2 separate regions of the Mus musculus genome follow, and region 2 is linked to region 1. Evidence: chromatin loops called from intact Hi-C (ENCODE). Cell type or tissue: left cerebral cortex. All regions are shown on one strand. Links, peaks and the distances in the headings refer to the core of each region. The heading gives the core; the rest is flanking DNA. Region 1 overlaps Nav3 (neuron navigator 3). Region 2 overlaps Nav3 (neuron navigator 3).

Region 1 (16,806 bases), core at 5,002-13,001:
ATGCTCACAGTCAGCTAATGGATGGATCACAGGGCTCCCAATGGAGGAGCTAGAGAAAGAACCCAAGGAGCTAAAGGGATCTGCAACCCTATAGGTGGAACAACATTATGAACTAACCAGTACCCCGGATCTCTTGACTCTAGCTGCATATGTAACAAAAGATGGCCTAATCGGCCATCACTGGAAAGAGAGGCCCATTGGACACGTAAACTTTGTATGCCCCAGTACAGGGGAACGCCAGGGCCAAAAAGGGGGAGTGGGTGGGTAGGGGAGTGGGGTGGGTGGGTATGGGGGACTTTTAGTATAGCATTGGAAATGTAAATGAGCTAAATACCTAATAAAAAATGGGAAAAAAAAAAGAAACTTGCTCTGGGCTGCTAGATCTAGATCTTGGAAGCTGCTTGGTGGACAATGCAAAAGTTAATGGAAACAACCCACACCGATTGTAAGTTGCATGGAGGTCAGCTTTGTGACAGCAGCAGATACATGGCAGGAAGTGGAACTTTGTGAAAGAATATAGAAGCCTAAAGAGTTCCCAAAAGCAGATGCTAAGCTCTGAGAGCACCTGGAAGAGCAAGACATAAATAAATAAATTAAATTAAAATTGGTAAACCTTTTTAGTTTAGTATATATAAGGCAGATGGGCCCAATAGAGCCTCTAGGTGGATTATAGGAACTGAACTAGGGAGAGGGGATTCTGGGAAGGAAGGGTAATTAAATGGTAATTGTTTTATCTATTTAGCATAGCTTATGGTAAGTTCACATTGCTAATACTGTTCTCACCTTCAGAGTGATGTCTTGGCCAGGTGGTAGACACAGTTGGATCAATCTTTCATGTTTGTGTAACTTGTAATGTTAGATTACTATCTAAGTCAGAGACATAGCTTTTATTAATGGACCCACATAAAGACCTGATAAACAATATGGTATCATGAACTCCACACATGCACCATGGCATATCCATGCACGCGCGTACACACACACACACACACACACACACACACACACACACATATGCATACATACACATACACACATGCACTCAAACACATGACATGCACATACTCACATACTTATGCATGCACATGTATGTGTATATGTAAGTAAATAAGTAAATATAAATGTCTTTTGCATGCCAACCCCTTATTAGATACAAGTTAACACTTTCAGGTAGTCTTTAACTTATCTCTTATTTTCTTGATAGGGTATATATACTTGTTAAGAAACTTGATGTTGAGTTTTAAATTGATACAGTGGTATTCAAAATACAATATTAATAACTTATATTCATATATTCAACATGACAAGTACAAATACTAAAAGAAATAATAAGTAAGCTATAAACTACAGTGAGGCCCATTGGACACGCAAACTTTATATGCCCCAGTACAGGGGAACGCCAGGGCCAAAAAGGGGGAGTGGGTGGGTAGGGGAGTGGGGGTGGGTGGGTATGGGGGACTTTTGGTATAGCATTGGAAATGTAAATGAGCTAAATACCTAATAAAAAATGGAAAAAAAACTGATAATTGTATCGACTTAGTTCTAAGTTGCAAATTACATGATCTATTTTTGCTAATTTATGAACCTAAAGCATGTTAGAAGGCTCTTTGAATTGGGAGATGTGGGAAATACAGGCTCTCTTCAGGCTCTTCGAAACCATGCATCCAAATTACGCTACCTCTAGTAAGTAATGCAGGTACTTTGGACTTGAAAACCCACCAATGCTTCTAGAGAAAAACTGAGTGACTCTGCCAACTGAGAAAGGATTCAATTCTGCTGATTTGTTTACTAAAGATGGGTATTTTTTTTCTCCCTTTTGGTGTAGAGAATAGACAGAACTACACTGCATGGCAGTTTTCTACAAGGAAGCTTAGACATGCGAGGCATTTGCTGATGCTGTAGCTAATAATATGGAAAGTTACAAAATAATATATAGGAAAGGTATTCATAAGATTTGGGCACTCATGAAAGTTGGGTATTTCTCTCATGGTATAAAATACACATTAAGATTTAATTGTTATTGATAATAGTCTGATTTATAAACATCTCTGCTAGTAATACATTATGTCAGTAAGTTCAATTTTCTTCTTAGATTTCTTTAGTGTCATATGAAACTAAGTAAGTCATTGTTATTTGCAACTTAGGATGGGGCTTCTATAGTCTATTCATTTTGTCCCCTTTATGATTTATTTGTGTTTTCATGATGAATATTTGAATAGTGTCTTCAATGTTTGGATCATTTGTGGAATGTGTTTAAAGCCATGTGTTCATTTCATGAGACTTACTTTTGCTTTATGTATAGTATGTATACCTATGGTGCATCAATTCATATATCAAAGCACAGATGGATAGTAATGTATCAACATGCTGGAATTCAGTCAGCAAATGAGCAGACAATGGTCTCCCTCTAACACACTGAAATCCCTACTGTCTTTCAAGTTATCTAGATATTCTGAAGTTTTTATGTGCCATAACTTCAAACACATTGACTGAATAATGGGGTCCAACCTAGCATGCACTTGGTTATTAATATAGCATATTTTATACTTATTTAGATAGCCAAACAAGTATGTGAAGAGGTTCATATCTTCATCTTATCCCTTTGGTAGATTTCCTTATGCACCCCATGAGACATGCTTTGTTTTGGAAGCTAGACCATAAAGGAGGAAAAACTTGTGATGGTTTAGCAGGGCAATGTAGTGACCAGATGTGATTATTTAAATTTTTTTTTCTGTTCATAAATAGTTTTGCATTCATGCATGCATGTATATCACATGGATAACTGGAATCCACAGAGGCCAGAAGAGAGTATCAGACCCCCCTAGAAGTGGATTTATAGATTGCTTTGAGCTGTCTTGTGGGTGCTGGGAACTGAGCTTGGGTCCCCTCCAAAAGCAGTGAGTCCTTTTAACAGCAGGGACATCTCTCCAGTCCCCCAACATGACCTTTTGTTTACTCACACAGAAGCAGCAGCTGAAGTTGTGTGGCAAAGGCCAAAAACAGGAATGCCAGATAGAAGGTTGTCTTGTGTTCTTTAGAATTGTGAGGGATAAGATGACTGGGTAAATTCTGATATTTAAACGAGATTGAATGGTTGTAATATTAAGATGGGGAAAGCGAGGAATGATTTTCAGATGCCTGGCTAAAGCAAACAGTTTTTGAACAAAGAATTACTTCTGGGGTACGTTATGATTCCAGGGTGTCTTTGTGGGTGGGGGCTGAGAGACTCAGCTGGCAAGTTACTCTTCTCTGTGTTTTTTATTCATGCTGCAAATGTTTACCTGAAACCCATGTCTTCCCGTTCTTCTGAAATACCAGTAGGGCTATTATTTAATAGATATGCAATTCTTTTTAATTATTATTAATCATTTTATTTGTTTACTTTCTAATGTTATCCCACCTCCCGGTTTCCCCTCCGTGAGTCCCACATCCCATCCCATTCCCCATCTCCCCTACTCCTCTTTGCCTCTATAAGGGTGCTCTTCCACCCACTCACCCACTTCCACCTTACCATTCTAGCATCCTCCCTACACTGGGACATCGAGCCTCCACAGGACCAATGACCTCCTTTCCCATTGATGTCCAATAAGGCCATTCTCTGCACATATGTATCTGGAGCCATGGGTCCCTCCATATGTGCTCTTTGGCTGCTTGTTTAGTCCCTGAGAGCTCTGGGTGGTCTTGGGTTAGTTGATATTGTTCTTCTCATGAGGTTCAATTCCTTTTAGCTCCTTCAGTCCTTTTCCTAACTCTTCCATTGGGGTCCCCGGGCTCAGTCTGATGGTTGGCTGTGAGTATTTGCATCTGTCTTAGTCAGATGCTAGAAGACCCTCTCAGATGTTCAGTTCTTATAAATATGTTTCCAAAGTGGATGTGGAGAAAATTGTCGCAATAGAAGATGCTTTTGTACAACAACACTGTGTGGAAATGTCGGGGGGTTCACATTGTTCATCCAGTGACTGGCTCATTGCTGCTTCATGTCTTTTCTTTAGCTGGGATGACAGCAGTTCTGTGAGCAGTGGCCTCAGTGACACACTTGATAACATTAGCACAGATGACCTCAACACCACGTCCTCCATCAGTTCTTACTCCAACATCACTGTCCCCTCCAGGAAGAACACTCAGGTGAGAGCCATCCTCTCTCTCTCCCCACTGATTCTGTCTATTTCTTTCTCCATTTCTTCTTTTGTAGAATTATGTTAAGTTATCGTCCAATTCTTTAATCTGAAGTATTTGCATAAGTCACATAAGCAGATATAATAAAGACCCACCAACACTGGAATCTGAAGTGTTTTTATTTTAGTCTTCCTGGAGTTGTATCTCTCAGAACTGTAGCAATGCCCATCCCAGCCTTTTTTGACAATCATAAGCAACTTCGGTAGATTCGCTGATGTCTAACCCAGAAAGACCCACATTGGCATTTTCCCTTCTTCTAATACTGATTTATTTAAAACTCAAGTTTAAGGACAGTCTAACATTTAATCTTTCTTGGTTAATCTAAAAAGAAAAAAAACCACAAACTACTGGGCTCACTTGTGACTGGTAAATCAAGAAAGAGCGTTGGATATATTCTATCTTGGCTTAGCTTCTTTTTTGGCCAACGTTTGTCATAGAAGAATCCCTTCCCGTGTGAAGTTTAATTAGGCTTTTCTGAACATTATTAATCCTGACATTCTCTAATATCTACAAAGGGAAACTCTATGGCTCAAATTGATGAAAGTAAGTGAGACCGTAGTTAAAAATAGAATCGTCTCTTGCGTTCTTCTGAAGTATAAATCAGTGCTTCATGGTTTTTTCCTTCCAGTTATCTGAAACTGCATTTCAGCTCTGGGTTCAGGCTTTATAGGTTTTCTTTCATGGGAAGGTTTTTCTTTACAGCTGAAAACAGATGCGGAGAAACGTTCGACAACAGATGAGACCTGGGATAGTCCTGAGGAGCTGAAGAAAGCCGAGGGAGATTGTGACAGCCATGGTGACGGAGCCGCCAAGTGGAAGGGTGCTACTTCTGGACTTGCTGAAGACTCGGAGAAGACAGGGCAGAAAGCCAGCCTGTCTGTGTCTCAGACAGGCTCCTGGAGGAGAGGCATGTCTGCCCAGGGAGGAACTCCAGCTACAGCTAGGCAGAAAACCAGCACAAGTGCACTCAAGACCCCTGGTAGGCTTGTCGCTTGGGATAGTCTCTGCTGAAGAGGTTTTGTTTTGGTTTGGTTTGGTTTGGTTTGGTTTTGGTTTTTCGAGACAGGGTTTCTCTGTGTAGCCTTGGCTGTCCTGGAACTCACTCTGTAGACCAGGCTGGCCTCAAACTCAGAAATCCACCTGCCTCTGCTTCCTGAATGCTAGGATTAAAGGCGTGCACCACCATGCCCACCTTCTGCAGAAGAGCTTTAATCTGTGATCCAGTTTGACATCTGTGTTCATGTGCATTAGATCTCCCTTTAATAACCAGGTTCTTCTTAATGATTGTATAGTCCACACACTTTGTCATATAGGCCCATGGCATTATGACAATCTGAGAGGCCTGTGGAGATCACACTCATAGCGTGGGGTTGCTATGTGCTGTATTTCACTCTGCGTCACTTTAGGTCATGGATAGGTACAGTATTAATTCTGAAAATATAATAACTGACCAAGACAGCTCAGTCAGTCAACTGGGTCTCAAGGGAGGGAGGGAGGACTGAAAGGACAAAGACAATTAGACAGCACTATAACGTGACTCCACCCAGTGCTGCGGCTGACAATTAGACAGCACTATAACCTGACTCCACCCAGTGCTGCGGCTGAAAGGGCTTATTTCTTTCCCAGTCTGCTTCTATACTATTTTAAGTACATGCAAATAATAAGGTTAGTTCTAGGTCATAAACAAAGTAGTTAAGGAACAAACAAATAGTAGACCAAAAGGCCTTGTGATTGCCGTATTCAGGGTCTTAATAAGACCCATCAAGATACAAAGAACACACACCTCAGCTATATCATCCTGAGACTACTTCCTGAGTCCTAACCTGATATCAAATTCCTGCCAAATTCCTAGACGGGGACCTGAAAGCTCTCCACAAATATCTCACTTTCCTGACTTGTTAATGAATATGTTTAGTATTGATTGTGTGAATTCCACTCCCTAGAACCACAAACCTGAGAGCTGAAAGCAGCCACACTAACCTGAGAGTTACAGTGCTCAGCATGGCAGCTTCTGTTCAGCTTGATGAAAGAAAAGAGTGAAAGAATCCTGCTCAATTGCACCATCCATCTTCTAGGACTCTCCCCATATTTTATAAATAGTGTCATCTGAAATGTGGTATCATGGGGCACTTCAGATAATATCATGATAAAGGTAGTGAGATTAACTTTGTGTCTAGTACTTAGCTAGAGAGGAAAGAGTGGCATCCCTCTGAGGCAACATTGTCATAAGATACAAGACTTTAACAAATATGGAAGTACCATGTTTACACTCTATCACCCCAAGTTCATCACAGTGCCTCTGACAGCCATGTTTTTTTCTAGCTTTGCACTCAATCCTCTCATTTTATTAGAGTGCATGCCTATTTAGATCTGAAACAAGAAATATTTCAGAACCGAGGTGATAGAAAGAGCTAAAGAGCATTCATGATTTACATTTGGCTTTGGACGTGTTCTCAGGTGAAAATATTCAAACGAGCATATTTGCGTGTTTCTCTTTAATCAGGGAAGACAGATGATGCCAAAGCTTCCGAGAAAGGGAAAACTCCTCTCAAAGGATCATCCTTGCAAAGGTCTCCTTCAGATGCAGGGAAAAGCAGCGGGGATGAAGGGAAAAAGCCACCGTCAGGCATTGGAAGATCGACAGCCAGCAGTTCTTTTGGATACAAGAAGCCAAGTGGTGTAGGGGCTTCCACTATGATTACCAGCAGCGGTGCCACCATCACAAGCGGTTCAGCTACACTGGGGAAAATCCCCAAATCCGCTGCCATTGGTGGGAAGTCCAATGCAGGAAGGAAAACCAGCCTGGACGGGTCCCAGAATCAAGATGATGTTGTCCTGCACGTGAGCTCGAAGACCACCCTCCAGTACCGTAGTTTGCCCCGCCCTTCTAAGTCCAGCACCAGCGGAATCCCTGGGAGAGGTGGCCACAGGTCGAGCACCAGCAGCATTGATTCCAATGTCAGCAGCAAGTCAGCTGGGGCCACCACCTCCAAACTGAGAGAACCGACTAAGATCGGCTCAGGGCGCTCGAGTCCAGTCACTGTCAACCAAACAGACAAAGAGAAGGAGAAAGTAGCAGTGTCAGATTCAGAGAGCGTTTCCTTGTCAGGTTCCCCCAAATCCAGCCCCACCTCTGCCAGTGCCTGTGGGACTCAAGGGCTCAGACAGCCAGGGTCCAAATATCCAGATATTGCCTCGCCCACATTTCGAAGGTAAGGGTATGTAAAGAGATGTTGGGAAAACATAAAAGGTAGTATATAGCATGTATTTATTCTGTACGAAACTATTTTCATGTATTCTAAATATTCTAAGATTCTGTATCTTATACTTGTCTAAAATATAGTGATTTTATTTTGCTGATTGCACCTGTTGCTAGTGTAAAAGCATTGCTCATTTAGAGAGTGGTTAGCCTTTCAGCTATACAGCCAGTGTGACACTAAAATACAGATACCACTTGTAGCGGGCATAAAACCACATGACTGACTATTCATAGAAATAAAGTGATAGCTTGTAAAGATATTTAGTGATTTCCACCTCTCCTTTCCAGAATTAAAAAAAGCAAATTGCATAGATCTTTATAAACACATTTACTTCTAGTGTATGTTATCTTGTTGACTCTTAATGAAATGGCAGTTATGAATATAGATGATATATTCTTTCTAACAGTTTATAAGAGACCAATTTATACAGTACCAGATCTTAACATAGTAACAATAACAGCAACAAAAACAACCCAAAAAGCTATCAAAGTATGGTCTGATTGCAGAATTTGAAAACATTTACATGTTTGACATAGGACAAGAACTCAGGAGTGAGGTGACTTTTTATAAGTCTTCATCAATGTCCTTTTACAGGAACCAGGAAGCATATCTGATATATGTGTCAGGATTATCACTTTATTAATTATGTGAAATTCTGTTTAGAAATCTACCTGATTTTAAATACTTTAATATAGTAGGGGTCAAAATTAGTTAATGAGTTAAGACAAGTTGTTAAATAATCCTGGCTCTGTTTTCTCATCTTCAAAATGATAGAGTATAATTTATCACCTCTTGTTAAATATTTCAGGTTTGTGTTTATTCTCTTGATAACTTTGATCTCTTAGAAGAGTCTTGAAGAATTTACATTAAGTAATCTTAGAAACATAACTATTTGAGAAACAGTAGTCAAATTTTGTCATTAGAAGTATTAACTCTGAAGAATGATTTGAAGTGACAGTTCTTAGAAAGAATAAATTATAGCTTGTAGCAAGAGTAAATATTTTCACTGCTTGTGTGAGAGCCAAGAGCGCCCTCTTGTGGCCCATTACCTATGAAACAATTTCTCATATTCGCCCTAGAAATCTTCCACTGCAGGAAATAATGGATTTCATTGCCTCTGAATTAGTAACCATTCTGCCATTTCTTCATACCATTTTATTTCCATACTTGCATAAATTTGATTATGTCATCTGCTTCATTTACAAAACTAAAATGTTTTCTGAGCTAAACTCCAGTAGCTAACTTAGTACAAATGGTATTTTTAAATCACTGCTATAAGTATATATATTTGAATAGCTCTGGCAACGGACGGAAATCCCTATGGTCTTTCCATGGGAAGATACAAACCAATCCATAAGTTGTCCAGCAATATCCAATATTTCCAGCCCAGCCAGTCAGGCCTCTTAAACATTACCTTACATATTTGAACCTTTCCTTAAATGTCCCCTTTAGACAATCTATTTTTTAAAAAGATGAAAATCCATTTAAGCATCATATATCGAATGCGTAGAAGTTGTTTCATTATAATGGTTCTGCAGATAGGTAATGCCAAAACGGCCAAAATATTTGATCACTAGAAGCGTAAAAGTCAAGTACAATCATGTTGACTTTTTTTCCAAGGTGGGTTCACTGCTGCCCACCTTGGTTCCAGGCCAGTGCTTACTTAAGATATCGTAAGTGATTTTTTTTTAATTTTTAATTTTTTAGTAGTTGGTTAATCAAAAGCCAGTCATGTCACCTTCAGGAACATAGAGGCTGGACGTGCTTGGCAGCTCACGACTCCAAAGCACACTTGGCTCTGTGGACTGAAACCCTAGGAAACGTGGATGTGAGTCTCTTGGAACAACTCAAGTTGTTATTTGTTTTTCTTTTAGGTTGTTCGGTGCCAAGGCAGGCGGCAAATCTGCCTCCGCACCTAATACTGAGGGGGCGAAGTCCTCCTCAGTAGTGCTCAGCCCTAGTACCTCTTTAGCCCGACAAGGCAGTCTGGAGTCACCGTCGTCCGGTACGGGAAGCATGGGCAGTGCTGGTGGGCTGAGTGGCAGCAGCAGCCCTCTCTTCAATAAACCCTCAGACCTAACTACAGATGTTATAAGCTTAAGTCACTCCTTGGCTTCCAGCCCAGCGTCGGTTCACTCTTTCACATCCGGTGGGCTTGTGTGGGCTGCCAATCTGAGCAGTTCCTCTGCCGGCAGCAAGGACACTCCAAGTTACCAGTCCATGACTAGTCTCCATACGAGCTCTGAGTCCATTGACCTGCCCCTCAGCCATCATGGCTCCCTGTCTGGACTGACCACAGGCACTCACGAGGTGCAGAGCCTGCTCATGAGAACGGGTAGTGTGAGATCTACTCTCTCAGAAAGGTGAGCTTTCCTGGAGGCATCCATGAGTCCTTATCCCCTTCTTCCTGCACTGTGACCACCACCCTACCCTACTAAATTCCCCCGATCCCCACTGTGACTAAAACTATGCGTTGACATAAAATTGAACTTAAATTTACAGTTAATATTGATGAGACCAGTCTTATTCTTCACTCTTATTATCAAATTTGCAAAGGTAAAAAATTATTATCAAATTTAAGATAGGGTGATTGGATAATTTGCTTAATACCAACATTTTTAGTGAATAGGCAACTTGCATAATATGTGCATAATATATAAATATTAAGGTATAAATATAAAGTATGCATTCATGCAGTGAGTGAGTGATATCTTCTCAAGACGTTTTTAATGGTTGGCTTGAGATTGAAGACAACACAGCTCCTTGGAATGATTAAATCTCTGTTAATGACCAAGTTCAAATGGATTCTACGGTTATGCTCTCTGAGGAGTATATTTGAGCAGCAGCCCTCTCTTCAATAAACCCTCAGACCTAACTACAGATGTTATAAGCTTAAGTCACTCCCTGGGCTTCCAGCCCAGGGAGTGACTTTCAAATTTTAATATTTGAAAATTTAAAATATAAGTTAAATCCCTTGTCAAGACATAGTCTGCAATGCCCAAGTTGTCCATTAACTAATTATTTCCAAGTATTTTCTTCTGGATTCTCTTGCCTTTGTGAAATTCAAAATTAGGAGTGAAATACGGCCTCGTAATGTTCTATCACCTCGGTGTACACTAAGAGTCAGCAAATGGCCCTTCCTCTACCTAGAAGTATCTGATACATAAATGAACCATTGATGCTCAGTACGTACTGTGAGGGTCTTGGAAGTACAGAGTGTATGCTTCCTCATTCATAAAAATTCTGAGCTGGGACAACTGGGCTCTACAGACTAAAACATACCCACTTCCCTTTTTGTTTGGTGATAACACCCATTGTAAAATGAACTGGTCCATCCATCCAAAGAATCAAGCTGTCAATTGCATCTCAGATTCTAGCTTCAGTCGTTACAAAGCGATCACACGCCATGGATAAAACTTATGACAAATAAACGTAATTATATTTAAAATGTATTAACAGTCTTATTTGAGTAAATGAATGTATCCTGGTTTTAGAAACACAATATATGAAGCATTACAAATTAGCTGACATCCAAATCAGACAAACAGGTCATACTTCATTAGCCATAATCAAGCTCCAAAATACAAATAATTTTAAAATTATAAACTTGAAAATATAATATTGATCGCGTATAGCTATCAATCTCTTCCTTTTGCATTCAAACAGTAAATACTAAGAAACATGGTCAGATGCATAGTTTTAATCAAGAACTTGTCAAATCAAAACTACATCTTAAGATCAACAAGTTTTATAGCTGTAGTGGAACTCAGTTTCAATAAATTCTTTCACAGTTTAGCTCCACTCTATAAATATGTTAATTATCGAAATATAGCAATAACTATATGGTTAGTTACTGTTTTAAAGCAAATCATTATTCTAGCTGTAGAATAATGGAAATCGATTAAGTTTTAACTGAATATAAAAAATATTGAAATACAGACTTCTAAAATATGATTTAAGTGTATTAGTGAATATTACATATATGGAGTGTGAATATCTCAATAACATATAAGGCTGACAGTAGCCAGATCCTTTCAGCAAATGGTTGCATTGAACATTCTTTTAATATTATGAAAACATGGTGTATATTCTTTATTTTTCCTGGAAGGAAAATTCAAAGTCTATCTGTATTTTAACTCTTAAGAGTTTAACCTTTAAGAGTGCATATGAGGAAGTGTGTGGTCTATTTAAGAAAATCTTATGTGCAGATCCTGACATAACTGCTCAGTTCATAACTAAATTGAAACTATAATATTGTGTTAAAGTGTGATTTTTTTTTAAAAATAAATTTGAGACACACATGATAGATATTGAGGAATATATAAGTTCTTGACTTCTCTTTTTATACTTTGATCTTCACATCCAAGAACTAATAAATAGTTCAGTGGGTTTTCATAATAATTCCAACTTTTACATATTATTCTTCCCTAAAATTTAAAAAGTAAAAAAAAATAAATGAATACAAATGAAATTTTTTTTTCATATTTCCCTGCAAACAAGATTTAGTCATTGGTGGTTATTTGACTATAACTAACCCAGATTGCTTTGTTTTATTCTACTTTACTGTGACATATATATATATATATATATATATATATATATATATATATATATATATATATATATAATTTTTTTAAGTAACTTAAGTCATAGACAACCTTAAAATTTTCTGGTTTGTCCTTCAATGTGAAATGTGACATCTGTGTTATGTATTACAATCCTTGGCCGTAGACAGTGCATGGATTGATATCCCCACTGTCCTCGTTGTCCTGACCTCCCTAGCCATGGCTTATATTGGAGTTGGCCATTCTTGACCCTTTGCAGAAAGGCCAACAGAGTGTTGTCATGGATTTCTAAAGCAGTGGTTCTCCACCTTTGTAATGTTGCAACTATTTATTACAGTTTCTCCTAGTGTGGTGACCATAAATTTTTTTTTGTTGCTACTTGGTAAATATACTTTTGCTACGGTTATAAATCATAATTTAAATATTTTTGGAGATAGACATTTGCAAAGAGGGTCACAACCCGCAGGTTGAGAATCACTGGCCTAGAGTTTAGGAAATGGTTCTATATTACTCAATTTAAAGGAATTATTTGCTCTGTTATTTCTTTAAATTTCCCAGTAACATATAGACAAGTAATTTTTTATATAACCATATCAACAAGTAATTGCTTTATACAACAGTGGCAAAATAATAGTAACATTCTCACTTTCTAAAATATTTTAAAGAAATCATCTTTAAAATGGCTTTAGATTACATCAATACACAGACCATTTAAATTCATATTTAGAAATTTCTTATTTGTTTAGCATAATTCCTTCAGTACATTTATTTCCACTAGTTAGGAAATTCTATAATCCCAATGTATGACCAGAACCAATCATTGGCATGGTGATTACACCTTGCATAATGGGTGGAGTGCCCGCGGAAGAAAACATTTTAGCTTTGATTTCAAGTGATTCAATTTTAAGTCAGTCTGTCTGCATTCGTGTTCTGTCATCCCCATTGTGCACACACTGTGTGTTTAGTTCTGATCATGTGATGTTCTAAACAAGCGAGCAACCATTATGTATACCCACTTCCATTTTGTGCTTTGCTAATCTGCATGCTAGAGACTAGAATGGAGCCCTCCCTCTCTTCTCCATTTTCAGGGAGTCCTTTTGCTCTTATTTAGCCAGACCTTTCTAGCCATATGTCTGACTGAGTGGGAATTAGTTAAAACAGTGATGGTTGATGGTAAAGTATGCAATCCTTTTAGTACCCAATCAACGACTTATGAAAGATGAAATAGCTTCACTTCGTTAAAAATATTTTCAATGAATTATACTGTAAACATTGTTCAAAGAGAATACTTGTTATATATTAAATTACCTCTTGTATGTCCATGGGAGACAAAGCTACCCTTATTCTTATTAGAAATAACCAGAAAAGGAAGATACAACTACTATGTGATTTTTTTTCACGTTCTCTTATTAGTGGGTCTTGTCTCTTTGACAGCAGGTATCAGGTCTTCTCATTGTTTATCCTGCATAGGAAGTGGAAGTAAAAGTTTAGTTACCTGCACAGGAAAGGGGGGTTACCCCGGCATCCACAGGAAAGTTGTGCTAACATGACTTAAGAATGAATTTGCCTTCTAATTGTTTTGAGTGTCACTAGGATAGAAAGAAATTCCGTATTTATTGCACTGACAAAGATCCAGTCAGCCAGTTGGCCTTTCCAGTCAGCTCGGTATTCATGTGCGCATTAGCCGTTGGTTACTTTGTATAATTTGGAGGATGCAATTTTGTTGGATATATGATTTGGAAATTTTGTTTGCATTATGTCCTTAGGGGTTTTCTTTGTTTTAACAGCATGCAGCTTGACAGAAATACACTACCCAAAAAGGGACTAAGGTATATATTTCTCTCAGCACAACTGCTGCCTTTTCTGTTGTTATGTAAACTTCTGTGCTGTCTCTTTATTCTTCCCATTTGTTTGCTAACATAGCACCCAACAAGGGAGATGAAATCACTTTTAATCTTGATGCTTCCTCTGGCTTCAAGTGTAGGTGACTGCTCCTTTAGGAAGAGATGTCAGTGAGGATGGAGGTAGTGACTCCCATGAATCCCAGTAGGGATATCAAGATTATGAAGTATTAAGAGCTTGTCAAAAGTGAAACTGGGGAGGTGACTCAGTTGGTAAAAATTATTGTTAAGCAAATGTGAAGGCTGGAGTTCAAATACCAGCACCCACATAAAAGATCTGAGTCTAGCCACATGGTCTGAAACGCCAACATGGGCAGTAATGGAGACAGGAAAATCACTGGTTCACCTGGCCGCTCCCATAGCTCTGGGTTTGGTGAGATCGTAGAAACCCTATTTCAAAGGAGTAAAGCAGAGGTAATTGGGTATGATACCCAATTTCTTCCTCTGACCTCCACAATCATGTAAAAACACAACACACACACACACACACACACACGACAGCCATACATATATAGAAAAACAAAATTTTACATATGTAAGAAAAATAAAACTATATAGTCTGCACTTGTGAAAAATAAGGATGAAAGGCTAAAGTATGCTATAAATGGAGTAAAAAACAATTATCACAGGGCAGGTATGACAGTTAAGGTGTTATTTTATACACTATTTTATAAAAACTTAGTCCCAGTATCTGCTTTCCACCTCTGCTTTTATTAATTACCAAATTCATTTAAATTTCAATTAGTCTAATGCCATTTAGCAAGCCCTAAATAGTTATTCAATTCAGAATAAGATAAACTGAAATATTGAGTTCATGTGCATGAACCTATCTTACACATTTCTTTTTTTTTTTTTTTTCCTGAGAAAGAGATGTAGAGAAAACAGCTCACAGGGACAGTGTGCTGAGTGTGACAAGTGTCATTTTAACCAAAGAACTGAAAGAAAACTCTAGCTATCAGTGTGTGCCATTTCCTATGCTGTTCTGTAACGTCCCTGTGCCTCCCTCGGCTTCTGCCCTACCGCGGTCTGCCATGTTCTCACCTCACGTCCTTCCAAACACAGTGCTTGGGGGGGGGGGGGGGGCTCCTTCTCCGTTAACCTGGCTGTCTGCTCTTTGCTTGTGACTTTCAAGTCCATATCTCACAGACGCATCATCATTTTCTTCTCGAATGCCACTATTTATTTCCGCTGTGGGCTCAAGCAGATGGTGCCAAATACTCTGGAGGACTTGCAATTGTAATTAGATCCAATCTGTTTGCGATTGTGCTCGGTTTGAGCAGTAAGCTCCTCTTGACTGTTTTCTTGTCCTGGTATTGCCTTGTCCTTGTCGATGTGCTGAAGTGTCTCAGCTGTGCTGTTTTGCAGATACACCCCATCATCTCGGCAGGCCAACCAAGAAGAAGGCAAAGAGTGGCTGCGATCGCATTCCACTGGCGGGCTGCAGGATACTGGCAACCAGTCTCCCTTGGTCTCCCCTTCTGCCATGTCATCGTCAGCCACCGGAAAATATCACTTTTCCAACTTGGGTAAAATATTCTAAATTGTCAATTCTCTTCCACTTCTTTCACAACCTGCTATCACAGGGATTTTGATGACAACCTAGAGAAAAAAAATAATAAAGCCTCCGCATCCTGCCTACTGTATACAGAATAATTTCCAGATAGTATGTCACTTATTTTTAGAACAAATGTTTAATTTCAGTAGTTGTAATTAATATAATTATTATTGTTTTGAGACTAAAACTGAGCTATACAAAGCAGACCAACATAAGTATCAGAAGCGGGGATAAATCACAGAACACCGGATCTCAAAACCAGGGTCCTTTCCATTCCGTCTCAGTGCCCTTATTTATATTCAGTAAAACATGTTAGTTTTTGTTGCTGTTGAACAAAATTAATGATCGTTACGTAGACAAAGAGAATATGGAAATAATTAGGCTGAAAGTAATATGCCATTATGTGAATTCAAGATCATTTCTTGAAACATGATTGAAATCAGAATGCTCAACAGGCATAATATGTCATTGGAGACGGCAATCTGTGAACATTTTTAGGGGACTATATTGGAAGCTAAATGGCTGTCTTAGCCATTAGCATCATTTATAGGAAGTGAGTTCATTTATATAAATATCGCAGTAACAGAGAAGACTGAGAAAACACTGAAACATATCTAAATAAGTCTGTTATCATTTAAAAGACCCAGTGATGATGTTAAAAAATACCAATTTCTTGGACCGGAGAGGTGGCTCGAAAGATAAGAGATGGTGCTGCTCTTCCAAAGGACAAAAGTTTGTTTCCTGGTGCCCACATAGTGGATCAAAGTCTCCTGTAACTCCAGGAGAATGGAGTGCCTCCCATCTTCTCCCAGTACACATAGCTGCACACACACACAATAATAATCATAATCATAACTATTATTATTATTATTTTAAAATTGATTCTTCTGTCTAGTCACATATGTTGTAGTCTCATTACTACATCTTTCATCAGGTAAAAAAACATAGTTTCAATAATGTCACCACAAATAGTTAACAATATAGCAAATTATACTCTTCAACTTTAATCCCCAAAGGACCCAAGGCTGAATCATTCCTATTCCAGTTTTTTTCCACTATAACTGCTGGGCTTTTGAGTCATAGACAGTGACCTTTACCATGGTCCCATATGAGCTACTGAATCTTTATGAACATCAAGGCTTTGCTGTCATTTAAAAGAGCAAGGATACTTCTTTGCCCCACAATGGCAGTGGATTTTCAACTGTGTCATCTTAGTTCCATCTCCAGATTCCATACATCTCTTTAAAGTTAGGTTACATAAGATTTTCTAATTTAAGACAGTATCATAATGCCACTGGTTTACAGCTATATAGAGAAGGGAGGGTATGGAATCTCTTGGAGTTATTTAG
Region 2 (16,806 bases), core at 4,690-12,689, 99 kb before region 1:
AATTGAAACATGTGTGGTGGAACCTGAGTTTCTGATTCATTGATGGTTTAGTGAAATCTTAGCAAACCTTAAGCATGTTGTAGCCATAGAATTTTGGCACATATTCTGAAGTGCAAATACTAGCAAAATATCTTATGTGGGTTTTAAAGAAATGTATACTGCTTGAAGATACAAAGATGTAATTGTTGAAACTGTTCTTTCTGCAAACTGTTAGTCAATTATCATTTTATAAGAGTTTGCAAAGGTCTTACATAGGAGAAACCTTTCATAGTAAAGGAAGAATTTTGATTTTAAAATAATCTCTAAATCTTTATTTTATTTATTAACTTTACATCTGCCAACTGAAACACTCCTCCCCTCCTCCCTCCCCTCCCATGCCCACCACACAAATCCCTCCTCCATTACCCTCTCCTGTTCTCCTCAGAAAAGGGTACCCCCACCCTTGGTACCATCCTGCCCTGGGATATCAAATTGCAGAGGACTAAGTGCATCCTCTCCCACTGAGGTCTAACCATGAAGTCTAGCTAGGGGAAGGGGAACCAATGGTCAGAGGTAGCCCCAGCTCCAGTTGTTAGTGGACCCACATGAAAACCAAGAATCGCATCTGCTACAGAAGTGTAGGAGGCCTACATCCAGCCCGTGCATGCTCTTTGGCTGGTGGTTCAGTTTCTGTGAGGCCCCCTGAACCCAGGTTAGTTGACTCTGTAGGTGTCCTTGTGGCTCAATTATATTGATCTTCATACACACATGTGATATGTTTGATCAAATCCACTCCTACTTTTCAAATTTTCTATACCCCCCTCTTCATTTTCCTTCCCAGTGCTCTTAAAAACTAACAAAACAAAACAAAACAAAACAAAACAAAACAAAACAAGAAACAAAACAAACAAACTAAAGTGAGTCCAGTTAATTCTGCCCTTAAGTTCATTGGTGTAAGATGATCTGATGTCATACATCTTTTCCACATCCCTGAGAAGAGCTTGCCCTCCCTCGCAAGCATGATCAGCTGCCAATAGCTTTTCAGCTAGGGCTAGAACTTCTCCCTGGAAGGAGTATCAAGTGAGTGTTCTACTTTGGTCCAGAGTATGAGGATATAAGTTAAGCTGAGGAAGGAGAGCAAACATCACCCTATGGTTGTTGGGAATTCTATATCTAATAAACTGAGACTTTCGTCTGAACATTGAAGGGAATTGCTCTGGGGCCTTTTGAATCATGGAAAAATGAACGCTGGGAGTCATAAACATTAGAGAGTAAGGAGTCAAACCAGAGGAATTTATACAAGGAACAAAAAAAAAAAAAAAAAAAAAAACCAGAATAATGGATAACTCAGCACAGAAGTTGGAGGTCCCAAATATTAATAAAGAAAGAAATATAATGGAGAGATTATTCCTGTAATCATTCTTTACTAGAACAGGGTTTTTTTTCTACCTATGTAAAGCGAACTGCTCTGCCAAGAAATGCCTTATCCTTTGAGGTATTTTATCCTAGAACTTTCAACTATTTGTGAATATTACAATATGTATAAACATAAGACACTTGTTGAAATATACTATTTTATAAATGTGTTTTATTTTATTACATATCACTATATTTTCATTTAATCTGTATAGCATAAAATAAAACAGTGTTGAAATTACGACACCATTGGATTTTACATAGATTCGAGGATTACTCTGGAAGTTTTAGTTCTTAGGACATATTGAGTCAGTGCTTGCTGATTCATTGTAGGTGAAGGCCCTTAAAAGGTTCACAGGACTGACTTCAGGAATTAATAAGAGTAAATAATATCCTGTAATGTTGGAAGTGGGGTCACTTTAGGTACCAAGAACCATATTTGAAGCCTCAGACATTAAACAGAAAGGACTATACATGTGAGCTCTTGAGTAAGACTACTATAATATCCAAAGTGACTGGAATAAAACAAGGGATGTAGTTTGGGAAGATAATGAAGCATCAGGAGACAGGCTCCTGTTTGAGAAATAGTGTTATGTTTTACAGGATTCATCAGAATTTTAGACCCTCCTGGGATTCTTCAGTGTGAATATGAATTTCATTTCATGTTGATTTCAGTTATTATATGATGTGTTTGACCTAGACATTCATTCTAAAGGATGTGTAATTAAGGTCTCATAAAAAATTTGTGTACATAAGGTTATCAGGGTCATAAAGAGATGAAGAAACAGGCAGAGAGAGTAGGTAAATGAAGAGCCAGCCATAGTGGTCTAACTCCAGCATCTGAGTTATGAACAATGCACTAGCTCTTTACTCCTAGACTTTTAGTTTATGCACTGAGAGTAAACATTTCACACATCACTCTTTGCCCACCTACCTTTTTTATTTATGTGTTTGTATATATAACCTTGAAGTAAATGTAATTTCAATTATATATCCAGCTATACATTTTCTGATGAAAACATAAATTAATATGCATGGCTTTGGGGAATGTATTTCTGTAAGTAAAGTGCCATTTATTGCCATTTAATCCTAATTTTAATAAATTAAACCTTTTGAGTGTTGAATCAATACATGTCCAGTGGTCACTATGCACCTTTTTAAATAATCCATACATTGTTTTAGTCAGTGAATGGACATAATCTTATTATAATGAGAGGGACATAGTACTAAGTCAATTATCCCAATAGCCATGTGTACTTTTTTTACTTTAAAAACTTACAAATGGAAAGTTTCTATCTTACTTATTCATTACTAAGAAGTAATTTTTTCTCAAAGTATTTATGCAGTTCATAAGAGAGTAATTAAAATGAGCATATATTCCACTATGGAAGTAAGTTTTACTGTACAGAGAAAATAATGAGGGCCCTGTTGTAATGCAAGTTCAGATTCAAAATGTATAGGTTGGGACTTGAGACTGTATGTCCCTTATAAGTCCCAGGTGATGCCAATGTGATTGGTTACCTGTGTGTTAGAAAAACACTGAGGGAATGAGTCAGTTTTAATAAACATGAGGATTGGAGAACTTAAGGACAGGTTAGTTGGTAGTCTAACAGAGTGACTACATACTGACTCATCTTCAGGGATTTAGTGGGAAAGGAAAAGGCCATTCATGAGCACACAGTAAATAATGATTGTATGAATAAGAATAAATAAATAAAAAAATGTATTGGAACTTTGGAGGTTTATGAAGACAAATCATGAGTTGGTTGTGGTGGGTGAGCTTGAAGATGATGCAGTTGGGCAAGTCTTTTAGATACCTGATATAAATGTTACCATATAAAGATGTTAATGCAGGAAATTTAGATGGACTCTTAATCAGAAGTGAAGAGATGACATTGTTTGAGGAAGCAGGCCATACTCTGTGTTGAGAAGGCCATGCCTTTAACAGTTGATGGAAAGATATGGAATGAAAGTAAGAGTGTTTGTGTGTGGGTCAGTTAGCCATGCTGGGAAAAGATGTAACAAATAGAAAACCTGATAGATACCAAGACATTAAAAAGTCCTGAAATGAATAAAACCCCAGTGATGTCCACAATAATTGCCTCACACATCTTCTCAATAACTTGTAACCCCAATCTTTAGGACCCTGAGAGTACAGGCTCATGACTTAGAGGCCAGCCTGTGCTACATACCATGTTCCAGGCCTGCATGAACTATGTAGAGTGACCATGACTCAGAAAACCAAACAGGACAAAAGAGGAGCGGTACATATAATTGGTTAGCAAAGGCAAGAGATAAATGGAAGATGCCAAGTATCAAGGAATTGAATGAATTAAGAGGTATTTTTTACAAAAACAGTCATCATGTGAAATATACTTTCACAGTCCATCAGAAATACAGCCATGAAGCCAAACTGACTTGGGCAAAGTCACTTAATATTTCTGGAACTTGCTGTTGCTTTTTCATTATTGAATGGCAGAATTATGTTATTTCTTTTAACATTATTCATCGAAATAATGTGCTAGCTTTTAGTTACTGGAAAGCCTGCTGTTTTGTTATCATGTTTACTGGTCTTGTCTATGTTCAGTGCAGGAGTATAAGAATAAGTCCCTAAATTGTAGGTGGTCCTTTTCCTGGGGGCAGTCAAGAGATTTCCTCCTCTTGCTTGCTTTTGAAATTCTATTTTTATTTATTTAACTTCTACATGATTGTATTGAAACAGCTTTGTTTTACATTTATTCTATGATTTTGTTGACACCCTAGTAGCTTAGCACTTGTCTCAGTTCATGGTATAGTTAAAATGCAGATTGTTTTGTACATAAATAGCAATGTATCAAACAATGGATGTGAAAAAGATGCGCTCTATCATCATGAAAATGCCTTTCAGATGAGAATGAGCGCCCTTTATTCCAGGCTGCAGTAAGACCAGGCATATTCACAATGCGGGCAGGAGCAGACAGAGAACAAAACACACTACCAGAAAGGAAAAAAAAAAAAAAAGTTTCTTTTGTCTAAATCCTCCTTGCTTAGCATCAGAGCAGCATGTGATTCTGTAGATAAAATAGTTCTCCTAGGAAGTTATTCTCCATGACAGCATCTACCCTCAGCTACAATGGGTGTACCAACAGGCAGTTGGATCTATAGAGTCTACCTTTTTTTTTCTAAACACCATATCTTCAACTTTTAGCATGATAAACATCAATTTAAGGTACAAATTTGTGTTTTGCAGATCAAGTGTTAATCTTCAAATTTGGTTTAAATAATCATGCCGTATGTTCCTTTGGGTGAAGTATTTAATTAAAAAAAATGGTTGTGGGGCTAATGGGGTGTATCAGTGTGTATAGGCACTAGTATACAGATTGGAAGACCTCCTAAGTTCAAATCCCTGAGCCTATGGGGCTAGTGGAGTATATCAATAGATATAGTCTCTAGTGTACAGATTGAAAACCTCCTAAATTCAAACCCCAGGCTTACAAGCTTACAAGAAAAAGTCAATCCCAGAATTATTCTCTGATACCACATATATTGTATGGCATAAATGAACCTGTGAAATGCATGCATGCGCACACACACATACTCTAAAATAGTTAAATATAAATTAAAATGTTTAGTCATTATCAGAAACATTAAGGTTTTTCTTTTTGTTAGAAATTAATTCTATTTATTATTAAATTTTTGAACACAGCTCTCTTTCAATAAAAATATTGTAATTTAACCTTCTTGTAAAAATTATATGCTATTAGGTATTAACCATAGCATATGGGTTATCAACTCAGTTTTTAATGAATTGCTTTTCAAAACATTTGCTTTAAAAGAGCAAATTAGAGATTTCATCTCATCATCTCTTCCTTTTACTATTCTGGAAATAGGAATTTTAGCCTGTAAATGAAACTTTAGAGTTTTTAAAAACGTTTTTAACAGTCAAAGGTTAAGGTTCTATAAGATAAAATAATATTATTAAGTATTTATAATGTCTAATATTTCTCAGCATAATTTTAAAGTCAGCACTTTTGCCAAGAGAACGGTGGTGCATTCATGGGGCATTCATAAGTGAAGCTCATAGCGTTTGTGTTGCATTACCATAATTTTCTGATTAATTTGTTCTTCATATATGTTTCTGTGTGTTCCAATTGCATTTCATTGACTCATAACTTTGTTGTAAGTTTGTACTTTCTCTCCATGTTCAAAGAATTCCTTTAATTCCATTTCTCTGTTTCTCCTCATACAGTCTGACAGCCAGATATGCAGCTCAGTCTAAACACAGTGGAATTGCAACCAGTCAGAAAAAGCCTACTAGGTCAGTTCATGTCTCTAATCTATTGTTTGTTAGTGATATTCACGTGAATGCCACTGATACTCTGTCCGGTCACTCTAAGATCTAGAAAACATGATTACTTCTGAGAGCCCTAAGTTTAGAGCACTCAGTGCTTCCAAGTGGACTTCCAGATGGAGACTGTGGGGTGAGTGGATTCGGTGGTTAAGTGGGTTTAGAGGTCTGGCTTTGCTTGAGATTTAGGAAATACACAGTGATGGTGGGCAGAGGCTGTGTCCTTCGTTTAGAGCAAGTGAGGAACAAGGACCTTATAAGACCTCCCTGATCTTTTTCAAGGTCTCAGAATCTGAAAGTTTCACAACAGAATTTTTAACTATTTTGAAAGAGGCATATATGGAGAAATTAACTTAAGATGAGAGTCTATCTAAAATAACCTAAAATTCTGCTTTTATAACATATGTGTGTGTATATACATATATATGTATATATATACATATATATGTGTGTATGTATGTATGTATGTATATATATATATATATATATATATATATATGCTTGCTTGTTGTTTATGTAATTGATAAAAAGGGATAATGGGAGTTCAAACCAGCTGAGCGAAACCAAAACAAGGGGTTGCACTCTCCTGTGTGCTGCTGTCTATGTTCCCACTCCCAGAGGAGCTATGTAGTGGTGGAATGTTAGCCATTGCTTCAGTCATGAATCAGGCTGCTCAATGCTCCCTTGTAAGGGATTCTGATAGCTTAAGTCCATGTGTGACTTTCCCTGGCTTTGTTTGTTCTGTTGTTGTTGTTTTGTTTTGTTTTTTTGTATGAATTTCCACAACGGTAAAAACTTATTCTGGGGAGAAATATATTTTAAAATTATTTAATAAAAATAGCAATAAATGGCATAAGTTGCTCTACTTGAGGACAGTGACATGCTAAGCATATGTGAATAATAAGCACATTTATGGCTCCTGTGCACACAGGAGTTATAAAACATATCCTAAGTTCTTTGTTCTAATACAGCTTTTCTCTGTCATGCATTCTCTCTCTCTCTCTCTCTCTCTCTCTCTCTCTCTCTCTCTCTCTCTCTCTCTCTCTCCCTCCCTCCCTCCCTCCCTCCCTCCCTCCCTCCCTTCATCTCATTTCCCTTTTTATTGCTCTGATGAATGATCGGGGGGGGGGGGGGGGGCTCTGGCTGCCTGGTAAATTAGGGTAATGAGAAGAGCAAATGTATCTTTTAATTTGTTTTAATTTGTTCTTCTGAGGACTGAAGATCACTTAGCTTCCTGGGTCACAGGAAAGATTAAAATGCATCTTAATTGCTTTCTAGAAGTGGGTCAAGTTTCATTGCAACCGGGGCAAGTTCCAGGACAAACTGTTTACACATGAGTTTGGAATGAATTTCAAAGTCTATGGCTATGTCTACAGAAATTGCTCTTATATTTATTGGGATTGGGACATTTGGCCCAATTAATTACTTGACTGCTTTTTGTGGGGAGTAGTCACTGGTACTGTAAATTCCTAATGTGTCTGGTTATGATGTTGTAGTTACAACCCCTTGTTGAGCTATTGGAGAAAAAAAACTAAGAGCTGGATCCATTTGGAAAAGATTCTAATCTTGCGTATGACACAACCTCTAACTAGCAAAATAGGTGAAGAGCCTATTTGTTAGCCATATGTGTTTAAACTCTAAGGTATATTTTAAAAATTGAAACTTTTAACTGTCTGTAACATCTGCCCATTTATTATTTGTATTTTCCTGAAGCTCATTGCATTGTGTGATTCTCCTGTTATAAAAGATACCTTTGTTTTAAGGGTTTGCTATTTTAAAGTCAGGTAGCATAGTGGAGTTGTGTTGAAACCTGTCCTGTTAAATAGATTGACATTTTGGACATAAAACATATAAAAATATTTAAAATTTTTCATTTAAAAAAATCTGTGAAAAGCTCAGCACTGTATTTCTTAGGTTTTGGATCGATCCATCTTTCTGTTCAAACAAGAATTTCCAGTGCAGTGTACAATCTTGTTCACACGGTGGCAGCACATGCCCACAAAGCCTTTGGTATTCCTATCACACATGTCAAAAGCTCCGGTTTTATTTCCTGTGGATTGGCACAACAGTAATGTAAGCTAGAAAATAGGTACAGTTCATGAAATAATTGACACGTGAAATTTTGAAGAAAAGCATAATAAAATGTAAATTGAGCCAAACTGAAACTTAATAGTAGCATTAATTAATCAAAGTGTCAGGTTTCAAGCATCAAGCTACCCTGTTGATAATAGAAATGGGGTGCCTGTCCACATGACTTGTCCTGCATGCATACAATGTCTTGAAACTGCCTTCAGTTCAGGTATATTTCAACTGTGTTCTACTAACAGTGATTTCCTTCCTCAGAGGCTAACATCCTGTTCTTGTCCTATGGGAGGAGGTGGCCACAGGTGAAAAAATCTCAGTTGCCTTTTTAACCAGAGAATGGAAGATTTTTGTGAGACAGCTCAGCTACCTATAGTATAATCATGACTTTGCTTGTGGCATCAAGTATTTATTGTAACTTAGTAGCTTAGCTAGTCAGTAAAAAATTGTTGTTTGCCTTTTGTTCAATAGTGTTTGTTGCCACTAATTTCTAAGTCTTTGGAAAAGCTACAGTAGCTGAAAATATGTTCCATAAACTGAAAGGAAAAATTAAGCAACTGCATATATCTAAGTAATATCACAGAAACTCTATAAGGTTAAATCTTACTGTTTTTCCTTGTCATATAATTTTACGGTGTTTTCAGTATAAACTTATATTCATTTAAGTAAGGTTATTTTTATAGTTAAAGTCTGCTTTATTTTATTTTTCCTATTTCGAGGACATTCTTATTGAGAAGTGTTACAAGATTTTTCTGATCGTCTCTTACTTTGTGTCCAGCCGTTTATCACTGTTTATCATTTTCTGTTAAGTACGTCATAGTTGATCCTGTATTGTGGGTTCTGTACCACCGCTTCTCGCTCACTCGTCCCTTCCCCTTAACTTCTGGAGTACACACTAATGATGTAATGTTTTTTATGCTATTTCAGGCTTCCAGGGCCCTCTAGGGTGCCAGCTGCGAGCAGCAGCAACAAGGCTCAGGGAGCCTCCAATCTCAATAGGAGAAGTCAGAGCTTTAACAGCATTGACAAAAACAAGCCTCCAAATTATGCAAATGGAAATGAAAAAGGTAAGTGTGTACCTGTCATGTCATCCTGCCCGGAGCCCAATGCATGTCTGGTGAATTGGCACACAATGCTTTTAATAGTTGATCAATGGAGCAGCTCGGGGGCTGGAATGTTATCAGAAGTTTCCCAATCCCCACCATCATGAATTCCAGTTTCCTTCTGGACCTTTCTATTCTGCAGAACATTTTAAGGGAATGAGATCTGTACTTTAAAATATATTGTTCACTACAGAGCCAAGCCTAAAATCTGTTTCACAAAAAAATAGTTACCCCAGATGCATATAAATAGCATTTTCTTATGTCTTTCAAGTTTTAAAGAAATTTCGTCCTAAAATCAAAATGCTATTTCTAATTGACTTGAGTCCTCATGTCACTTATCATACATGACAAAATGTGGGGAGCTGTTAGGGTGGATGCATCCAAAGTTGAGACACAATGGGCAGGCTATGGTCCTGATACCTGTCATCTCTAAACCAGGAGGATAAGGCAGACGGCTCCTTCACATTTGAGGCCATTGTGGGCCTATATAGTAAGTCCCTAATTAGGCAAGATGATGGAGTATGACCATGATTTAAAACAATAAGAACTACAAATAGCGGATATATGTTTGTGATAAACAACTTTTATTTGAAAGTAGCAGTTGTTGTAAATGTTATGACCTCGGCTTTCCCCAAGCACAAAATTGTCTGTATCCATGTTTTCTTAAAAATAAATACTTAATAAAAATATAAAATCACAAAAATGAATATGTAAAAAAGACAAGAGTATGGGCACATGAATGCTAGCTTATAGATGATCTGCATGCCACACAGTTCTCTACGATGTGCAAAATATACATTTTAAAAGATACTGGCTTGGACCTGCCCCTTTTGGACTAGGGACTAATTGAATGGATGTGTCTCTTGTAAACCAAATCCTGGGGGAATCAAGAAGCCGGGCTTTGTAAATACTGCGGCTACTAGAGCAGGGTTTCTAAGTCAGTAAAATTACTATTTCTATTCATAGGATCCTGCCTTATGTAGGAGAGTATATTAAATTAAGAAGTGATTCCTCTGTCTAATCAATACAACTACCAGGACGTTTAATTTGAATAGTTAAACCAAGTGTGTGCTACTTTGCACAGGTTAGATGGTCACCACTTGATTCAGTATGTACATAGGCTGGGTTCTCTCCTTCAGACAACAACAGGAAGAGGACAGTGTTGGAGGAGGTGCTTTTTGTGACAACCTTTCCTTTTGGCTGAGGCAAATTTTAGAAGATTATAATCCCTAGAGAGCAAAGTGGCAAATCCCTGAAATCCTCACCATTTTTACGTCCAGTGGTGAGACGGGACGTGGAAGTATAGTACTGTGTATTTTGGAGTCTAAGGATTTAAAATTAAGAATAAAGTCTCCTTCTGTAGACAAGTGTTTGAGCATTCAATGATTCGTAAGGACTTAGCAAGTTCAAAAGTTTAATCGCAAAGTTAATGCTGGCATAGCAGTGAGATCAATTAGCTTTCAGACTATGCTGAAACCCACTTGCTTTTTACATTCCTGATTTGCTATCGTGACCCATACAGGAATCCAATGAACAATTTGAAACAAGGGAAAAAATCGCTGTAGGGATCAATCCAAAAGAGATTTGGCTTTTTTTAAACGATACTTTATACAAATACAATTACTCTTCTCTTACAGACTCAGTAATTTTGAACATTGATTTTTTTCCCTTTTCATTTAAATTAAGGCATAATCCTAAAGGTTTTACTATTTTGGTAAGAAAGGAAATGGAAAATAAAAACACTACATGGAAATATTTTCCCTCATTTTTGACCTTAGAATGTGTTATACAGGTTCAAGCTAATTTTACAAATATATTATATACAGTTTGTAGAAGGAGCTTACAAACAGTGGTGTACAGAGACTACTACTATTTATTTAAAACACTCATGCTAATATACATATACATATGTACATATGCCATATAATAAATGAATAAATGCACATATTGTGTGCATATATGTTTATATATGTGTGTGTTGGTGATACCATATAAATACTATATTAGTTTCAACACATACACAAAACTAGTTCTAGAAAAGAGATTTATAAGTAGTCTAGACATTTTGACAAAGATAAGTTGTGAAGTGGTGGATTTCTGTAATTTCAAAGTCTTTTTACTTCTAGTATCTTGAAATAAAACTCCAAGACAGACAAACCATTCATTTCAAGGATGTTCAACTTCTACACAATTCTAACATTAGTGTGTAGCAATATTTCTCATCACCACAAGATGGAGACAGATACAATGTAGTAGGTGGCCTTGCTTGTTTAACTGAGAAAGTCAAAGGTGTGAGAATGTAGTATGTTCACTTTTCGCTTTAAATAGAAGTAACTGAAAATTTCAAACCATTTCGAAGCATAAATGAGGCATGCATCACCTGTCCCCTTTGGGTTGGAAGGGTATGGGAGAAGGATGTGCAGCCATAAACTGAATTGTGAAATATGGAAGCTACATTTTACAGATCATTTTACAGATTTGTAGACATTTGTTACATATAAAATATGGGCACGAAGTGTCTATATATTGCCAATAAGTTTAAATAGGCTCACATGATACAGTGCAGGCATCTGGAAACTGTTTGACTCATACAGTGTCCTTATATTTGAATTATTTATGTCATTGGATCCAATGCCATTTTATAATTATCTTGTGCTATTTTGTATTTCTAATAAATTATCTTAAAGTACAAGAACAAAAATATTATAAATATTACATTGGAATAAATTTTAACACACCCTGTCTCCTAGTTAGGGACACAAGCTTTAAGTTAGGATGTTTGGATTCAGTGCTTTGCTATTAGGACATTGTAGTGTTTACATGTCTTAGTTGCCTTTCTACTGCTGTGGAGACCATGACCAAGGCAAAGTATAGAAAGAAGAGTTTACTGAGAACGTAAAGTTTTACAAGGTTAGAGTCCAAAACCACCATGGCAAGGGGCCTGGCAGCAGCAGGCAGGCAGGCAAGGTGAAGAAGCAATAGCTTAGAGCTCACAAATTATAGGCAACAACCAATAGGCAGAGCTAGGGCAGGAAACACTAAGCTAACTGGGAATGGCATGGCTCTTGAAACCTCAAAGTCCACCCCAAGTAACATGTCTCTTCCAACAAGGACACATCTTCTAATCTTCTCCAAACAGTTCCTGCAGCTGAGTACCAAGCCTTCAAATGGATGAGCCTTGGGGATTCAAACCACCATATTAAAAAAAAGGCACCAACCAAAGAGTACACTTAGAGTGACCCATGGCTGAAGCCGCATATGTAGCAGAAGATGACCTTGTCAGGCATCAATGGGAAGAGAGATCCTCGGTCCTGTGAAGGCTCAGTGCCCCCCGTCTAGGGGAATGCCAGGGAAGGGAGGCTGGAGTGGGTTTGTTGGTGAGCAAGGGAAAGGGGAGATGGGATGGGGGGTCCTGAGAAAATAGGAAAGGAGATAACATTTGAAATGTAAATAAATAAAATATCCAAAAAAAAAAGAAAAAAAGGCATATAAATATTTAAAATTATTCAAGTTTTTAAATTGAAAATAGATTCTTCTCTCAAACTATACTCCCAAACTACTGTTTCCCTCCTTCTACTCCTCCCAGTTCTACCACCAACCTCCCTCTCTCTCAGTTCTACTCTCCTTCCATTTCATCTTCAGAAAAGAGCAGACCTCCAACAGACAATGGACAAGCAGCATCTTAAAAATAATTTTCAAAAGAATAGTCCATCAGCTAATAAATTGTTATTGTGTGTCCAAGAGAGATGGCAACTGTAAAAAAAAATTTTATAAATGTTATAGTTTTATAATGAAGGAGTTTAAGGTATATTATTTAAATGTTATAAATAAGATGGTTATTTCATTGTAGTTATTAGATATTGAAACATTTACATTTAATACTTTAAAATCTTTCACTTAGTACTTAAAGAAATTGAGTCTGCTAATTTAAAGAAATTGGTGATCAGGTAGCTTGAGACATGGGATTCATTATAATGTTCCATGAATGTTTAACACGATCCAGTTCAGTGCCAAGGATATAGATTCATAACAGAGCCTGGTGTGACTGAAACTTATGGTTGGGTGCCTTCCAATACTTCAAAAAAATCTCAAATTAAAATATTTCTTTTGTCTGAAGAATTAACCAAATAATTTGAGAAACCTCTAGAATTTGTAGTGTGCAATAAATATTTATTTATTCAAAGCATAGTAGCATTAGTTGATGTGATTGGGGGTGGAAGAATACAGGAGGAATTCTAAATGGTGTGACCCCTAATGGAATCAGTAGAGAAACACAAACCTCACTTCAATATCCAAGAGTATTCTAACACACATTCTGCCAAATGTATGCTCCCTTCAACACATGAGTTAAAATATAAGCTCACCTTGCCATAAGGTATTACTTGTAGAGATGACTGTGATAGAAGTGTCACAGTAGAATCCAGTGCCTTCACTGCTCTATTCAAGTGGAGTGTCAGGACAAATTTCTCAGAACAAATGGTGAAATGAAGAAAGTGTCTTTTGTTAAGCTTCCCAGAATCCTTCACTCTCTTCTGATCACCTGCCATTCAAGAGCTAACAATGAAAGACAAGATGATATCAGCGCTTATCTGAGCCTGTGCACTCTCAAAGAGCACTGTAGACAAATGCAACCTCTGAAGAAAACCACCTACCTGATCACTAGGAATTAGACCTCGTGAGAACCACGTTGTGACTCATTTGGACATACTCTTTATGTGTTTAGAGAAATGTTAACAAATTAGCTTTTGTTTTACAAAATCTGGGTGACACATTTGAAAGAGAATACTCGGTTATTGGAAATGTCAATTTCCCTGGTTTTGTGTGTGTCCCAGTTGTGAGCTACATATCTGAGTTCTGAGCTATAAACCTAGGTCACCTGGCACAGTTCCTTAGAGAGGAATTTTTCCTTGTTGCTAAGAGATTTGTCACAGTACCAGAGGGAATGCCAGAGCCTTCTCCCTGTTTTTCCCAGATGGCTCATACTCTAAGGAGGACAGAATCAAGCACCTTCTAGTGTGGAGCCTTCTGACTTTTAGTTATACCCAACCTGGATTAGTAGGGTTGATGTCAGAGATCTAGCAACACATTGACTCAATGTTGTAAGCCATTACAATTACCGTGAGATTTGCACTGTTTTTTTTGTTGAAATTCAGATACCTATTCTCAGCTAGGCATAATACATTCCTCTTAAGTACGTTTTCTGCTTGGTTCTTTTTTCCTCTTAATTCTTGTAAAATGAATAATAAAGAACTAAACTTTCCTAGATAATGCATATGTTTTAATACTTATTTATTTTAATATTTATTTGTTTTTGTTTTATGAATATGAGTATTTGCCAACATGGGGACACATATATCACGTGCATATCCTTGTGCCTATGGAGGCCAAAAGAAGCCATTGGAACCACCAGAAGTGGAATTACAGATAGCTTTGCATAGCCATGTGGGTCCTGGGAACCTAACCTGGGTCGTCTACAAAAATGGAAAGTACTCTTAACTACTTCAGTGCATAGCTTTTAATTATTATTATTTTGAATTACTAAGAATTTCATTGTGGTTATCATGGTTTTTTTTCCTCTTTACTATAAAATATATCAATACCATAATCTCTGAAATCTGTGTTTTCTAGTACTATATTAGCTCAACTATGAGCATATAAGAAATAATAAATATTATTGGGCAGCCCTGGTCAAATGCATTGCTGTTTATGTGCACATGCACACATACTGAGGAATTTCATTCCTTACTGCAAATAGTAAAAGCTGGCTGGTAAGTAGAAACATCCCAAATATCATATCCCTTCACAAAGTCGGTCTCTGTCTTTGCAAGTGGTACTGGTGAGCATAGGCAGAAAGGACAGCATCCAGGGTTTCTGTTGAGTCATTATGAAACAATGGCTGAAACATTTCACAAACCGGTAATTCCATTGTTTCTTTCCTTCTACAAATTACTGTGCTTAGGTGTCCTGTATCTGAGCTAATGTTACCATCAACATGTTGCCTGCTCCACAGGGAGCATGTTCCAAATAAAACACTAGCTTTCTTTTAACTAACTAAGAAACGTAGCAGTGAAAAATAGATGTACAAGTCTAGAATATTTTCTGTGGTTTTGTGTGTGTGTGTGTGTTTGTGTGTGTGTGAAGATATAGCAGTCCACAATGTAGAACAAAGCTCTAAACCACTGAAGTTCACCAATGGATCTATTCCTAATCTCCCCATGTCTGTTGCAACCACCATATTTATTTCAATGGATCAAGTTTAAGAGTAGATTGGAATTACTCCTGACTTAGTGATACTGGTATGGTTAGGAAGCCAGATGTTGATGTGTTAAGTTTAGATCATTTGTAGTCATGAATTTAGTATATAGTGTCATTTTATATATGAGTGATATGTGGAGCAAACTTTCAGAGTAGAGTTGTAGACTGGGCAATGTCTCCAAAGTTATTTATATTTAAATTCTGCTTAGTGGTGAAGAAGGCAAATATGATTCAAATGAATACTCATTTAGTTCCCTGGTGAGAAATATCATCAAAATTTCAGGGTTTATAGAAAAAGTATAGCACAGAGAAGTAGAGAATTCCTCTACCTATTGGGGCAGAATATGTCTAATCCAATGTTTTGGGCTGCCCTGAGTTCTTGCTATGTGTGTTACTGAGAGCAACATGCTTTGTTTCATAAAACTTCAGTTTTCTCATTCTGGCAAAGGAACTTATGTAACATGAATGATTGTTATGGGTTTTAATGCAAGGGCATGTTTACAAAACAATTTCACAAAATTCTTAGAATACTAAATTAAGAAGTATTTAGTGATTAGAGTTGGTGATGGTTGTTGGTATCTAGATGGTAGAAGAGGAAGATTAAAAGAAAAGTTGTCATTTGGAGACCAGAGATAAGAGGTATCAATCACTATAAACAGAAAAAGGCCATAAACATGCAAGGCACAATCAGATTGTTTGAAGGACTTTACATGGTCATATTTTCCTATATCAAGATATATTTATAGTTAGGAGCTAACTTATTTACCTTCAGAATCATATCACTGAATGCAGGATACTTACTTACTATTGAATATATAATTGGCAGAACCAAAGGTTCCCACTTGAATGACTCTGGAGAAGTGACAGACACTGCCTTTTCAGCTGTGTTGTTATGTACTCTACCATGAGGAGTCCTGGGAGATTTCCTTGCCCAGGCATCTGCCTGATACTCAGTGACCTGTGCTTTGTCCTTTTAAAGAATCCCAAGGCTCCTTATCGCTGCTGTATAAAGACAGACTGGGGACAGGCTGAGAGCTGAGCACTGCAGAGTGTCTTAGATGTGTGTACTCAACTGAAGCCAATTTTACAGCTGTTGCCATGACTGTTGCTGTGCTGTGTGAATGTCATAACCTACAGTCTCCTGGGTCTCATTCTGAGGTGTCGTGATGTTGAAGTTCCTCTTCTGTACTTGGCCGTCTATGGTCTACTTAGTTAATGCCCTTAGCTTGTTTTGGTTTTTTCTAAGAAAGGAACAGCATCACTTCTCTTGTCTATCAGCTGTTTCAAAAGCATTCTGACATACTCTTTCTGATTTTTATCCTTATCACTACTCCCACCTCCTCAAATTCAGGACACTTTTGACTTGTAAACAAAGTTGCAAATATATAGTAGACCCAACTAGTTTCATGGCTAAAATGAAGAGAAAGGGGACTAGAATCTATGGTGTGCTTTATGTGTTCTTATTGAATCTTTGCCACAAACATCTTAATCCCCAGATGAGCTCAGAGATGAGTAAGGTTTTCTCAGACTTCAATGAAACCAAACATATTAATACTGTGTAATTATGAAACATTACCTAATTTGACCAACATAGGTGTCATCATAATAAGAAGCAGGGAAATAAATTAATTCAATTCTATCTAC

What was found. Peaks named below come from ENCODE experiments on the same cell type or tissue, not always from the same donor. Only the 100,000 strongest peaks of a DNase experiment are listed, where the experiment ranks them.
Region 2: it touches region 1 in a loop (8-fold over the local background); 23 of 42 quality-filtered maps call a loop at or near these places.

Annotation. Positions count from the first base shown.
Region 1 is chr10:109,757,511-109,774,316 of GRCm38, reverse strand. Nav3 (neuron navigator 3) reads left to right here. Exons shown (of 38, transcript NM_001368815.1): 13 at 3,993-4,125; 14 at 4,879-5,155; 15 at 6,680-7,388; 16 at 9,311-9,799; 17 at 13,789-13,830; 18 at 15,268-15,428. Among named protein-coding and RNA genes, the nearest start is that of Gm40757, 170 kb to the right of the region's middle. In left cerebral cortex, for the core only: a CTCF peak has its summit at 8,473 (motif pointing left); DNase peaks (open chromatin) are centred at 8,484 and 9,517; H3K27ac peaks cover 642 bases.
Region 2 is chr10:109,855,817-109,872,622 of GRCm38, reverse strand. Nav3 (neuron navigator 3) reads left to right here. Exons shown (of 38, transcript NM_001368815.1): 6 at 5,624-5,692; 7 at 8,732-8,871. Among named protein-coding and RNA genes, the nearest start is that of Nav3, 140 kb to the left of the region's middle. In left cerebral cortex, for the core only: CTCF peaks have their summits at 7,703 and 11,137 (motif pointing right); DNase peaks (open chromatin) are centred at 7,703 and 11,162; H3K4me3 peaks cover 218 bases.